Regions from separate parts of the Homo sapiens genome. Here region 1 is linked to region 2. The links are chromatin contacts, found by Hi-C in ENCODE. All regions are on one chromosome and are shown on one strand. The core of a region is the stretch at or near the end of the contact, and the rest is flanking DNA. Distances in the headings are between cores, read along the strand shown.

What was found. A loop is a pair of places that touch in the nucleus more often than their neighbours do. Pooled maps may share reads with other maps.
Region 1: a loop to region 2 is called in a map of adrenal gland, with 5 times the contacts of the local background. The contact joins two enhancer-like sites. A Hi-C loop is called at or near these places in 3 of 168 maps with a recorded cell type or tissue (adrenal gland, endothelial cell of umbilical vein and lower leg skin), 1 of 37 single-sample maps with no recorded cell type and 2 of 50 pooled maps.

The regions. Positions count from the first base shown.
Region 1 is chr10:78,736,723-78,743,207 of GRCh38, forward strand. All of the region lies in intron 1 of LOC105378379 (a long non-coding RNA gene), which reads right to left. Among named protein-coding and RNA genes, the nearest start is that of ZMIZ1-AS1, 330 kb to the right of the region's middle. Within about 2 kb of position 4,974, at least 2 of the 41 ENCODE cell types and tissues checked have a DNase peak (open chromatin) inside an H3K27ac peak, as active enhancers do.
Region 2 is chr10:78,685,155-78,692,032 of GRCh38, forward strand. The region is part of intron 1 of LOC105378379 (a long non-coding RNA gene); the gene reads right to left. Among named protein-coding and RNA genes, the nearest start is that of ZMIZ1-AS1, 380 kb to the right of the region's middle. Within about 2 kb of position 4,062, at least 6 of the 41 ENCODE cell types and tissues checked have a DNase peak (open chromatin) inside an H3K27ac peak, as active enhancers do.

The DNA of each region.
Region 1 (6,485 bases), core at 3,724-6,223, 52 kb after region 2:
GGTAATTGCCAACCCTGGAAATTCACACCCACCCATCAACATTCAGCACAAATGTCCTCTCCCTCCCCTTCTCCCTTGCTTGAACTAGTTAGAACTCCCACTTCCTCTGATGGCATTTTGTACATTCATTTATTCCAGCACTTGCCTCACTGTTTGTGGACAGCTCTTCAATTTATCTAACCACCCATTTATCCATCCATCCATCCATCCAATCAGCAAGTATTTACTAAGCACCAGATACTACTGGGGAGACAGAGTCAAACAAGGGCACTGTCTTGACTTCCATGGACCCCCACCCCAGCCCATAGAAAGCAACATCCATGAGGTGGAGGCATTTCAAGGAAGAAGAATGGGCTTGCCAAGAGGGGCACTGACCTCAGTCTTCTGAGTGCACTGGGAAGATCCTCCAGGGCAGCTGGGCTTCCGGCTCCAAGAGCCTAGCCATGAGGCAAGCAGGGGAGATGGGCCTGCCCAGGGAGAGAGTGGCAGGAGTGGACATATGGGAGGACATATGGTGTGGCACAAGGCAGCTGCTTCATACACAGTCATCATCACTGAGTGGAACGGTGAGTTCAATAGGGTGATAACAGTAATATCACGTATTATTGAGAAAAAGTATTGATTACATGCCAGGCACTGTAATACATGCCATGAACCATTGTTTCACTGAATCCTCTGAACAGTCTTGTGAGAAGAGAACTGTTATCTCTGCTTTACAGATGAGGAAACAGTTTAGCACTTTTGAGGAATGTGTCAGGGCCACACAGCTAGTGAAAGGCAGATCTCAGCCCAGAAGCTACTGACTCTGCAGCCCTTGCTGTCACTCCTGGGCTGCACCCCCAACCACCAAGGAGTCCATCATGGAGAGGAGGGAGAGTGGGGGAAAAGGGGCAGTCAGCCTTACGTTGCACCAAGCCCAAGGCAAAGGGGAGCCTCTGAAGGCCACTGAGCAGAAGGATCACATCTCACTCTTAACCTGGACTGGGAGCTCTTAGGTGGCGCAGTCTGAGTGTCATTCGTCGTTAGGCCCTCGACACCCAGCACACTGCCTAGTACACAGAGTGTTTGCTGCAGCATGGCTGAAAAAAAAACCAGTCCTTCAATGAATGAACAAACCAACATGGTGTTGCCAAACTTCAGAATCAAAGAATATCTGCTAGGATTCGATTTAGCAGTATATGACAGAAAACCCATAATCGTGGCTTAAATAAGATGGCAGTTTATTTGCTCTTTTGCAAAGAGGTCCATAGACATGCAGCCCAGGATTGGCATAGTGTTTCCATAGGCTCTGGGACTAATTCTATAATTTCACTGCCCAATCATTTCAGCACATGGCTCCTATTATGTAGGTCACCTCAAGACCTAAAACAGGTGCTGGAGCTCCAGTCATCACATCTCCATTCCAGGTAGTAAAAAGTAGAAAAGTTAGAAAAGTAAGGAGTAAGGTCTTCACCATCCATTTTAAAAAGACTTCCCAAAGTTATCACTCAACTTCTGCTTATATCTCATTGGCCAGAACCTAGTCACTTATTCCCCTTCTGGTCCCCAAAGAAGCTGAGAGTAATAGTCCTTTTATCGTGGCCATTGCTGCCCTACATACATGTTGTTATTAAGGAGGAGAAGGAGGATGCATGTTGTGGAAGGCAATCTGCAACCTTTGCCTCTAGAAGTGAATGACTTTGTGCAAACCTGCGCACACATGGAATCTCTTCCTGGTGAAGGAAATGCCCCTTCACCTCCTGGGGAAACAGTTATCTTAGGGAACTCCAGGAAGAGGAGGACTTGGCAGCTATTTGAGAAGATTACATCTGCCTGATAAAAGGTGCTGAACTCCCATGATTGCCTATGAGAACAGAAGATAGGAGCCCTTGGCTGTCTCCGGGCTGCTGTCCCCAGCTGTGGGGGCCCCCTTATCATTGCCAGAGGAGAGTCAGCTTGACAAGACCCATTAAAGGGACCCAGCTGGGATTCCACTGGCATTCTGGAGCTGGATGTTCAGAACCACCTGCCTTCAGACAGAGAAGTCCTGGGCCAGAGCATTCCTCCCTGGGCAACCACGTGCCCACTGGAGAGTTTTAAAGCTGATAGAAAGGGTGAGTCGATGGGCCATGCACACCAGCCAAGTTCAAAGGCACCTCCACAGTGGAATAAAGACATTGTGAAAAAGTCACAAAGAGACGCTAATTCTCTCTTACCTCATACCTAAAGCTGATGCAGCCTATGGAGCCGTGGCAGGAAGCCCCACAAGCCACTGAGCCAAGGCCTGTAGCTGGAGAAGGCATGCAGAGAACATGAAGTGGTGGCTGCAATGCTCTCAAAGGAATGGGGAGATGGGACCAGGGTCTGGACCTGGCTCGTTGATGGCACTGACTCTGCGTTTCCCTGGGGTAATGCCAAGAGAGCCATCGCAGGGCAGTCTCACTGCTGCTTTCTTCTTCTCCCTTGGCCACTGGTCCCCTACCATTTTGGCCAGTGGCCATGTTCTCTTTGTCTGGCAGGAAAACCACTGTACACTTAGAGTTTTGAACAGTCTTTCATTTGTTACCAATAGGGAGGCCAAGTAGGGCTTATTCTTGTGCCCATTTTGCAGATGATTGAGGTGAGAGAGTTAAGATATCTATCCAAACTCACCAGGCATGAAGCTGAAACTAGGCTCTGTCTGTCTAACATTTAAGGAGGAGGCTGTCAGTAAGACAAGTGGACTTGGGAGGAAGAACCCCTCTCCCAGCAAGGCCCACACTCATTGACCGCCATCTCCTAAATTTGAAACTCAGCTGACATGAATAATGAGATATAGTCAGCACCTGCTCCTCCCTGGTCTCAGGTGTTTCCCCAGCTTTCCTGCCTGGGGCTCGGGACTGGTGATACCCAGAGATGGACACCTGTGGAATCATGTGCATGGCCAGCTTTGTGGTCAGCTGGTGTGAGCCAGCACCAGCCTCTGTCCCTAGCCTCTCTGCCAGTAGCCAGGGGAATGATGGGATGACATCCATCTCTGTCCTGACAGGGCAGGTGAGGAGCAGAGGCAGATGGCAATAAAGGTCAGTGCTAATTCCCACATGCCTGCAACTGGATTGAGGAGGATGGGACCTTGCAGATCCCCACAGCCCACTGTACCAGCAGCAGCACAAACACAGCAGCCAAATCTCCACTATCAGCAACCTTGGGTTCTCAAGAGCCCTTTCAAATGCAAATATTTCTGTAAGAGGGAATCACCTGGAGTGCCAGAATCTTCAGTTTCCGCCTCTGTAAAATAGGTATGAAAACCTCTCCGACTCAGGGCAAGGAGGCTGAGAGGCTGCAGGAGAAATTGCCAGCACAGAGGCTGGACAGTCTGTAACCCTGAAATGTTTGGGTTCATGAATCTGTGAAATGAGCATGGCAGTTTTGGGGTCAGGGCAAGGAAGGGCACAGGACGCCTGAGGTAGGTGAGCTGCCAGTCCTCTGTGCAGGGCCATCCTGTCCCCATGCCCACCCCCAGTGCCCACCTGATACCCCCCAGCCAGTCTGTCCATGCAGGGTTCTAGACCAGGGGTCTCTTCTTTGGGGCTGTAGTTGTTGGGGTCAGGGGCTGGTGAGGAGATGGGGGAGGGACTAGCCAAAGAGCTGGGAATGGATGTGTGGGAGCAAGAAGGATGCTGCCCTGGAAAGGAGTCAGAGAGTGAGATCCAACTGGCCTGAGGCAGAAACCAACAAACCAGCCCCCTACCCAAGCACCAGCCTCCACCATCATCAATGTGGAAAAATGTGCTTTGGATTTTATAAAGCATTTCCACATATTTGATCTAATTTGATTTACTCTAAGGTATACATTATAATCCATTTTGCAGATGAGGAAAGTGAGGCTCAGAGAAGACCCCACAGCTGGTGAGGGATAAAGCAAAGCCAGGTCTCCTTCCACCCTGTGCTCTCTACTTGCAAACTACAATCTCTGGTTCCAGGAAACAACAGACCACACCTGTAAAGGGATTGTGGAGAAGAAAGGAGAAAAAGTCTACCAAAGGAGCTGGATACCACGTGTGTGTGTGTGTGTGTGTGTGTATTTGTGTGTGTGTGTGTATTTGTGTGTGTGAATGTGTGCATGTGTGTGAATGCATGTGTGCATTTTATGAGGTGGGGCAGGGAGTGCAAGAAGCAGTGATTAGCTTCAGCTAGAGATTTTATTACAAATGTATTTTGTGCTTCTGTGTCTTTCACATTCTGACAATGCTAATTTTGTAATTATATATATATTTATATATGTATATTTATATATATTTATCTATGTATTTTGTATATATATTTATATATGTATATTTATATATGTGTGTGTGTATATATATATATATATTTATATATATGTAATTTTAAATGAGGGAAAGCCACTGGGCTATGGAGAAATCCAGCATGGATTTGGAGTCTGGCAGCTTGGCTCCTAGCCCTGAATCTTTCCCTGCCCAGCTATGTGACCTTGGCCCTGTGGCCTCCCCGACTCTGGGCTTCCATTCTCTCATCTACAGCTTGAGCTTTGGGATGGAAGCACCTGCAGATCCTTTCTCCCCTGACCTAAGTGGTTTGTGAAAAGTCACTTCTAAGGAGAAAGCAGCTCAGGGATTCCCAGTCTGAAGCCCTAGATTCCAGATGTTCAAACCCACTCCCTTTCCCTTGAGGATCTAGAGTCAGGGCATGGTCACATTCATCCCTTCCCCACCACAGGAAAAGAGTGAGAAGAAGCAGGTCCCTGTGATTCTGACACATTGTTTCCATCTGCTGCTAACCTGTTATTAGCAGGATTTTCCTAAACCTCACCTCTATTTTCCAAAGTCACACACCCTGGGCATAGTGGTTTTCTTGTCCTCTTCCTTAGCTCTCCAGAACTCAGAACCTGGAGAGGAGAGAATACCACTCCAGTTTCTGATCAGAGCACTGCCTCTCCTAGCTGGTTCCTCATAGGTTACAGTTTGGAAGCCTCCCAGAGACGTCTGGAAGCGCTGATCCCTGCATTCGCTTTGGGGCTGTGTCTCTACTACTTCCAGATGTTTACACAGCTGGCTGGATTACTTAACTGCATTGACATCATACACCTTGATATTTCCTCTTTACAAAAACAGTTCAGATGGGAAAGAAACTGGCTATTGAGAATCTGTATACCGCAGAACTAACCAAAATAACATTCCACCTCTCCAGGAAGGCTATGGATGCATTCACTCACATGCGCTGCTCTTGCACAATTGCACAGGCCTCGGTTTCCCTCTCTATAAACTGAAAAGGTGGGTTTGGACAGTCCGAGAGTTCCTTTGGGTGCAGAGAATGTATCTGAAGTTGCCTTGGAGAGGCCATTTCCTTCCTTTTTACAGATTTGGAGACTGAATCCTAGAATGGGGAACTTACTTGATTCAACTGATAACTAATTATAGAGCACCTACCATGGTTAGGTAGTGGGGTAAGACTAGATAGACACAAAGGTGGAAATAAGACCATGCTGGTACATGGCTCCCTGTGTGCCAAGCACTGTGCTGAGCCCTTTCTGGCTAGCGTCAATTTTACACCTCATAACAGTTCCAGGAGTCTGTATATTTCTCTCAGCTTTATAGATAAAGAGACTGAAGCTTAGAGTTGATGATGAGTTCACCAAAGCTCACAAAATCTGCTGTATCCAGGAATTCCAACCTACATGTGACTGACTCCAGAACCTTCATCCTTAAACAGCACCCTATACTACTCCCCAAACATTTACTGCCCTCACGAACCTTCTAGTCCAAAATGAGACACAGTCAAGGAGAGAACTGACATTTACACCACCAGAATTAGGCAAATGCCACCACCAAGACCTGCACCAAGAGCTAAGAGGGCCCTGGCCATGTGGGATAAGCTCCCCAGAGAAAGGGGCATTTGGGCTGGGCCTTGAAGGCTGAGCAAGAGTCTGTTGGGCAGAGGGGACTTGCAGGAAGACACACAGTGTCTCTAGCTGACGACGGCGCTAGGTCCTGACGTTGTTCAGTGCTCCTCCTTGCCATCCCTGCTTTCACAGCCTTCTCATCTTAGGAAAGGCCCAGAGCGTTCTGGGTCTAGATGTCACTCTGCAGCCAAGGTGGCTTCCTGGCACAACCACTCCTTGACTATCAGCTCCGTAAGGCCAGGGTCAGGGCCTGTCTGTGTTTGTGCCCTTGCACCTGGCACAGAGCAGGGCACAGTCTGTATTTGCTGAACAAATAAACATTTAGTCTTTCAGGAATTGTTTCCCAAGCAGCAGCAGCAAAATAAACAAGGAACATTTGTTGAGTGTTATGCGCCAGGCAGTGTGCTAAGTCCTTTTCATGCATCATCTTATTTAATCCACCCAAAGCCACACTCTGAGCGAAGAACTATTATGTTCCCTCCTTGACACATGAGGTTAAATAACTTGTCCAAGGTCACACAGCTAGCAAGTGGTAGAGCCCGGATTCATGCCCAGGCCTGTGGAACTTCAAAGCCCATGCTCTTAACCCCTCTGCCACCAGCGTCTC
Region 2 (6,878 bases), core at 2,812-5,311:
CTGCAGCAGCACCTCTGGCTTTGTTTGCGCTACAGTGGCTGGGAGGCTGCTGCATGGAAACGTCCAGGGAACCTGGCACAGGGCTGGGAAGGCATACACCTCCCGCCAGCTTTCATCCCTGAGCCCTCTACCTTCTCCCTGTTGGAGGGGGCCCCTTTGCCTGCCCCCCAGGGCAAGCTTTCCCTGCAGCTGCCTTCCCATTCTGGCTTGGATTTGGTCCTGGAGCCCCCTACTTCTGTTGGGGTTTTATTTCAACCCCATTACCACCCCACACAGCCTTCTTTGGGGATGTTGTGGAATCCTCTGATTGGATCCCCAAACCCAGCAGCCACTTCCAGGATGGGAAATCAACTGTGCTATAGGACAGCTTCTAGGGAAAAGGCATGGCACTTTTCTTTGCCTGCTAAATACCCGTGGGGCTGTAGCGCAGGGTGACTGCCTAGTAAAGCAAAACGAATCCTGGAGGGTGATAAAGTGTCAATTGGTGAGTTGGAGTTCCCTGAGTCAGGAATTTATAAATTATTTACAGAAAGATTATTTGTAAGCAGGAACAAATCAACTGTGCTGTTTCACAACTACCTTGGAGGTAGATATTAACCCCATTTTATAGATATGGATACAGAGGCTCAAAGGGTAAAACAATATGCCCCATGTCACATGGTCAGGAAGTGCCAGATGAGAGATCCTCCTGTGAAAATCCACTCTTCAGTGGGATTGAAGTCTCTCCTCGGGTGTCAAATGTGATGATGCTCTCTTGGCCGACAAGCAGGGCCTTTGTGCTTATGACTCACACTTCAGACATGGCCTAGGTTGGTTGCAAAAAACTGGGTGCTTGCTAAGAAACAGAGATCACCACCCACTAGGGAGAGAGGGTATAAATAGTGCAGGTGGTGGGGTCTAGCAGAAAGGGCGCAGGAAGGTAGAGGCTGTGTGACCCGGGTGAGTCATTTTACCTCTCTGAGCTTCAGTTTGCTCTTCTATCAAATAAGGATAAAAATAGTACCTATTTTTACCTCTAGAAGGCCTCGTAGACCCCCCACACACACACCAAATCCAGGGGTCACAGAGGCATAAGTGGAAGCTGACCCAGCTGATGCCTAGGTTGGAGCCCACTCCCAGCCCTCCCGGCCCCACATGAGGGCTAATTAGCACATCTAACTTCATTGCATTTTTTTGTGAGCAGCAAATCAGATAATGCATGTAAAATACTTTAAGAGTACATGAGAAGTTCAATATGCTCAATAAAAAAGAAATCTGGGTTTGTTCTCTGGGTCAACATGCAGCAAGAACCTTCAACACATGTTTGGAGTACAAAGGAAAAAGCGTTCAGCTCCTTTTGCCAGCCTAAGATGGACTTGAGAATAGGCTGTTTTGGAGATGGGCTGGGAAGTGGAGTAGCTTCTAAGTCCCTGGTTTCTGTCGGGTTCAGGAGATACAGCAGTGCCTGAAACAGCCCCAGCATTTGCCTTCCTGAAGCTCACTCTCTAGTAGCACGCACAGTGGGTGTGGGTCAGGGTCAGGGTCAGGTGGTGACAAGGGCTGCAGAGTAAGAGGATGTGGAAGGGCAGGAACCGGGGGCAGGGTGCCACTTTAAACGATGTGGTCAAGCACGGCCTCACGGAGGTGACATTTCAGGGATGACCTAGCAAGTTGGGAAGTGAAGCATGTGGACAGCCGGGTGGAGAACTTTCCAGGCATTAAGAAGAGCAAGTGCAAAGGCCCTGCTCTGGGGGTGTGCCTGGAGCATTTGAGGGCAGCCAGTGTGGCTGGAGCAAGTGGACAAACAGGGACACCACCAGAGGCAACTCGGAGCAGCCAGGAAGCCAAAGCCATTAGGCCTTGCAGAGCCCCATCCTGCAGGTACACGGACCCCTCTTCCCTGCAGTGGGAGCTAATGGAGAGTGTGGAAACTTCTCGGATCCACTGGTGGGTAGGCCAAGGTGCGGGACCAGGGCAAGCTCAGGAAACAATGACCAGTGCTGTTGGATCAGCAAAGAGGGCACAGCAGAGAACTAGTGGAAGTTGATGCTAGACAGGCTGGCCACAGAGAAGAAGCCTTAGCACCAGGCTGAGAAATTCCTGCTGAATCCTGTAGGCCATATGTTGTCTCAAATGCTTCTGCCCATGGAAGGTTTGGGTGTTGTCAGAGGAAAGGACAGAAGTTCGGGGTCAACATAGACTCTCTGGAGAGAGACAGGAGGGTCTGGACTGGAGCGAGGCGGCAGTGCCTGGGGAGAAGAGCATGCCAGGGTTGTGGAATTGTGCCAGTTTGGTTGTCAGAGACTGGAGATGGAGGAAGGGAAAGGAGGATCCAGGGGTCACAGAGGCAAAAGTGGAAGCTGACCCAGCTGATGCCTAGACTGGAGTCCACCCCCAGCCCTCTCGGCCCCACATTAGGGCTCATTAGCACTTCTTCTAACTTACCAAGAAATTCAATGTCCTACAAAATAACCAGCCGAGCCCCAAGGGAGCCAGAAGGCCTATTCATCACAGCTGGGGTTTCCAAGGACCTCACTGTCTGTCCCATGGATTTCATCCTGTGAAGAAGCTGGCCCACCATGGGAAGAGAGACTAATTGGTATCTCCATAGCTTGGACTATTTTTTCCACTGGATCTGCAGTTTCTGGGTAAACAGTCATCAAATCAGCATTCAGCATGAGCTGAAGGAAAGTTTGCACACTTGCCATGTGGCCTAAATTAAGTGAGTGGTGCAGTCAGTAAAGCATGTGTGCTAAAAAATAAACATTTAAGATGTCAGGGTTGAAGATACTCTTGTAGCCTTTTAAGGAAGGAGATGTCAATTTCTTCTTTTAAAATTCCAAATAAAAATGTCACTAACAATATTTCTGATATCACTTCACAAGTGTCAGCCCATGCAAGCAATAGTGTGTGTGCATACATACAAGGGTGTGTGTGTGAGAGAGAGAGAATGAAAAGGCATGTACATACACATGCACAATAGATATGTGGATTTCTGTACGTTTGTGATTGTGACAGTGAGTTAGTGGGTATGTGAGTGCATGTGCATGTGTGTGTGTATGAATGTGAATGTGAGCATTTGAGTGTGTGCCTGTTTATGTATTGTGTGTGAAGGTGTGAGTGTGTGCATGTGCACATGGGTGTGTGTATGAGTGGGTGTAAGTGTGGACGTGCACGCGTGGGTATATTGTGTGTGTGAAGGTGTGTGTACACATGCACATGTGCATTGTGTAGATGTGTGAGGGTGTGTGTGTGAGGGCAGGGGTGCACACCTGTGTCCCTGAGAGTGTGTGCACGCCCATGTGTGCATGTGTGCCACTCAGGACAGCATGCACACATGGCTGCTCTGTCTCCTAGCAGCCTGCCTATCAGCTCCTCCCTGCATTCTTCCACGGCAGGCCCCAAGGCTGTGGCCAAGAAAGCAATCAGGCATCCCATTTGTATCTTGCCTGTCATCCACCCAAACAGCGGGCAGGCAGGGGCAAAGGGAAGGTGCCAGCCCTGCTCCTCAGATGCCCAGGCCTCCCCTACAATGGAGGAGGACTTGGCCAGACTGGGGGGCTGGCCCCACACTTCTACTGCACTCCCAATTACTGGCACCTTCTGAGTGGCTTATGGAAAAGGCACTGGTTGCCATGAGGAAGATATTCCACTGGAGCATTCCCATTCTCCACAAAAAGAACCTTCAGCATATTATACACATTTCTCAATGTGATTATCCCCAGCCCACACACACAGCTTGGAGGATTAAAACATAAAATACAGTCTGCTCCCCACACATGAGACCAACACTACAACTGGCATCATAATAAATAAATGAAGTGGCCTCTCCTCCTCCTTTCCCTCTCCTCTCCTTCCTCCTCCTCCCCCATTCCCTCCTCCTCTCCTCTCCTCTCCCTCCTCCCTGGTTCTCCCTCCTCCCCTCTCCCCTCCACCTCTGCCTGGTGCTGGGCTTGTTTTGCTTCTTGTCTTCTGGATCCCATCAATCCCCTCCTGCCCCTCCCCACACAGCCCACGGCGGGCAGCATCACCGCAAGGAACGTCACCCCATGCTGCTGCTGCCACCATGGAATGAGGGCTTTGTTCAACAAGCCACCCAGGGTTCTGTTTGCTGCCTCTGCCGCAGAGGGTTCACTACACTAAATGCTGGCAGAAGGGCGGAGTGAGGGCGGGAGGAGGGAGGAAGGAAGATTTTATAAGCAAATGGCTTCATGGATCATTGAAGGGACATTAGGAAGCATCCCGGAGCACCTAAAACCAAACGCCTCAGTGCAAATGGATGGAAGGGCGTCAGCTGTGGAAACTGGAGCTATTGCGAGCAGCTTGGGTTGCTAGGGAACAGCCCTGAGAACGTTTTGTCTTCAGGCTGCAGATCCTGGATCCTCCTGGGATTTCCAGTTCTAGAGCCACTGCCAGCCAGTGGTGCCAGCATCAGCAGGCGATGGGGCTAGGAAATCTGTGCAGTCCCAGGAGGCTGTGGGCCAGGCAGAGGGGCCCCAGGCTGCCTCTGAGATTGAGTGTGCATTAGGGGATAGGTTTGGGGAGCAGCCCATGCTGGTGATTTTCTTTAAACAAAAATGCTGGTGCCCAGCTTGGTACAGAAAGCCTGGGAGACAGGGGTTTCAACTTCCTGATAACAGTGCTCCAATTCGGAGCCCAGATCTGGTTAGTTCTGAGCTCAGCAACCCTGCCTGTGCACACTGTCCCCTCACATTCCTTCCTCTGGGCTTTCTCTCCACCAGCCCAGCCCCAGGACCATTCTCTTAAGAGCTCTTGTCAGCCCAACCGACTTGACCTCAGCTCTTTGGGGAGCAGGGGACTTTTTTTTTTTTTTTGAGACCAAGTTTCGCTCTTGTCACCCAGCCTGGAGTGCAGCGGTGCAATCTCGTCTCACTGCAACCTCCGCCTCCCAGGTTCAAGTGATTCTCCTGCCTCAGGCTCCCAAATATCTGGGACTACAGGCACTGGCCACCACACCCAGCTAATTTTTGTATTTTTAGTAGAGATGGTGTTTCACCATGTTGGCCAGGCTGGTCTCGAACTCCTGACCCCAGGTGATCCTCCCACCTCGGCCTCCCAAGGTGCTCAGATTACAGATGTGAGCCACCACGCATGACTATGGCACCTTTGATGGTACTTATACGCCAGTTAAATAATAAGTGATGTGCAGTGGTTCTTGTCTGTACACATTAATTAGGCTGTGTGGGGAGGGACAAGGGCTGGTTCTGTTCTCATTGTTTCACTAGCTATGGATAGTTCTAGGTTTTGGCTCACAGTCCAGTTTTTGTTAAGGTGCTGATGGAACACTTGCCAATGGCCCGGTTCAGTGCTGAATAGGAAGAAGAGCTGGCCAACTTGAGTTATTACATCTCTGCCACTCAAGGTGATGTCAGGTAAGCTGTTGACTCCAGCTGATCCTCAGTTTTTCTATCTGTAAAATGGGCTCATGATTAGCTAAAATAGCGTGCAGAAAGTACAGAGCACAGTAGATATTCCCACCCTTTGCAGCCTGGGCCCCAGGGCTGTTTAGAAACCCCATGAGTGACGCTGATATGTTTCATTCACCACTACCCTGCTCACCTATCTTCTGCCCCACCAGGCCCCACCCTCAAGCCTTCAAGCCCAGGAACCTGCCTAGACTGTCCATTCTGAACTTGGGCCAGATCTTAACCTGCTGGTAAAGCACTGGCTGAGGGTTTAGACTTTCAAGGAATTTGAGGTTGTTTTCCCTGCCTTATTGCAACCCAGTGTCTGGCTGCTGAGACCAGAGGCTTGGGCCACCCAAGGGATGCCTTGCCTAACAGTGCTGGCCTGAGATTTTGTTATGTACACTTGCTTTTGTGGCAGTGGCACCAAAGCTATGCTGGACACAATTTCCCCTCCAGCACTGTCCAGAAGACCAGAATGCAGAGTCATTTTTTCAGCTCCTTTTTGCAATCTCTGTAGTCTTTTTTGTATGAGAGGAAGGGACATAGGAAAGCAAATTATCAGCTAGGTACCTACTGTGCTCCTGGCTCAGGGCCTGGCACGTAGAGCTGCCCCAAAATATTGATTAAGAAAAGAGTAGACACCTTTAGGCCATAATTTCATCTAAGACTCTTGGTAAACCAAAGAGGTGAATTAGCAGCCCCACTTTGCAGATGGGAAAACTAAGATTCAGGGAGGTAAGGTGTCTTGCTCACAGTGTACAGTCAGCTCCTGGGGCTGAAATCTAAGCCACGGTGACCCTTGGGTTCTGATCACTCCTATGGGTGTCCTCATCACACTGGGCTGTTTCCCTGGCACCAAGGTGACACAGGGGTCAGGAAATGTAGTTTTGGGACATCTGCCAAATGGCCCAGCCTAAGGGCCTGATCAGGACTGAGATTGCCAGGATTGGAGCTTTTCTCAGCCATGTTTGATATTGTCAACAAATCCAGGGAGGACCGGCAGGGTAGAGTGGGTAGATGGAAGATGGAGTGGGAAGTAAGAGGTAGGGAGGAAAGGTACAGCCTCAGGTCAGCTGGCCTGATTCAAAGGGTCAGTCAGAGAGGGCAAGACCACTCCAGCCATTCTGAGACTACAGGGAGGTTTGAAAGCCAGGCCAGCTGGACAACAGCATAGAGTGCCAATCTATGAGGAGCCCTAAGCCATCCCTGGGAATGCAAGAAGATACAGGAAATACTGTTCCATGGACTTCTCCCTGGGGCTAGTGCCTGTGGTTTGGGAAGATAACTTTGAGCACCTGTGAGCAGTGGGGAGTTGGAGCAGAGAGAGCCCCCAGGGTAGGCCTGTGTAGTCACATATCCTCACTCCCCTGCCTTCTAAGGAGGGCCAGCACAGCATTAGCAGCAGAACTTATGACTGCTAAGGGGAGTGTGCACGTTTGGACCAGAGCTGAAAACGAGGCAAGAGAGTTC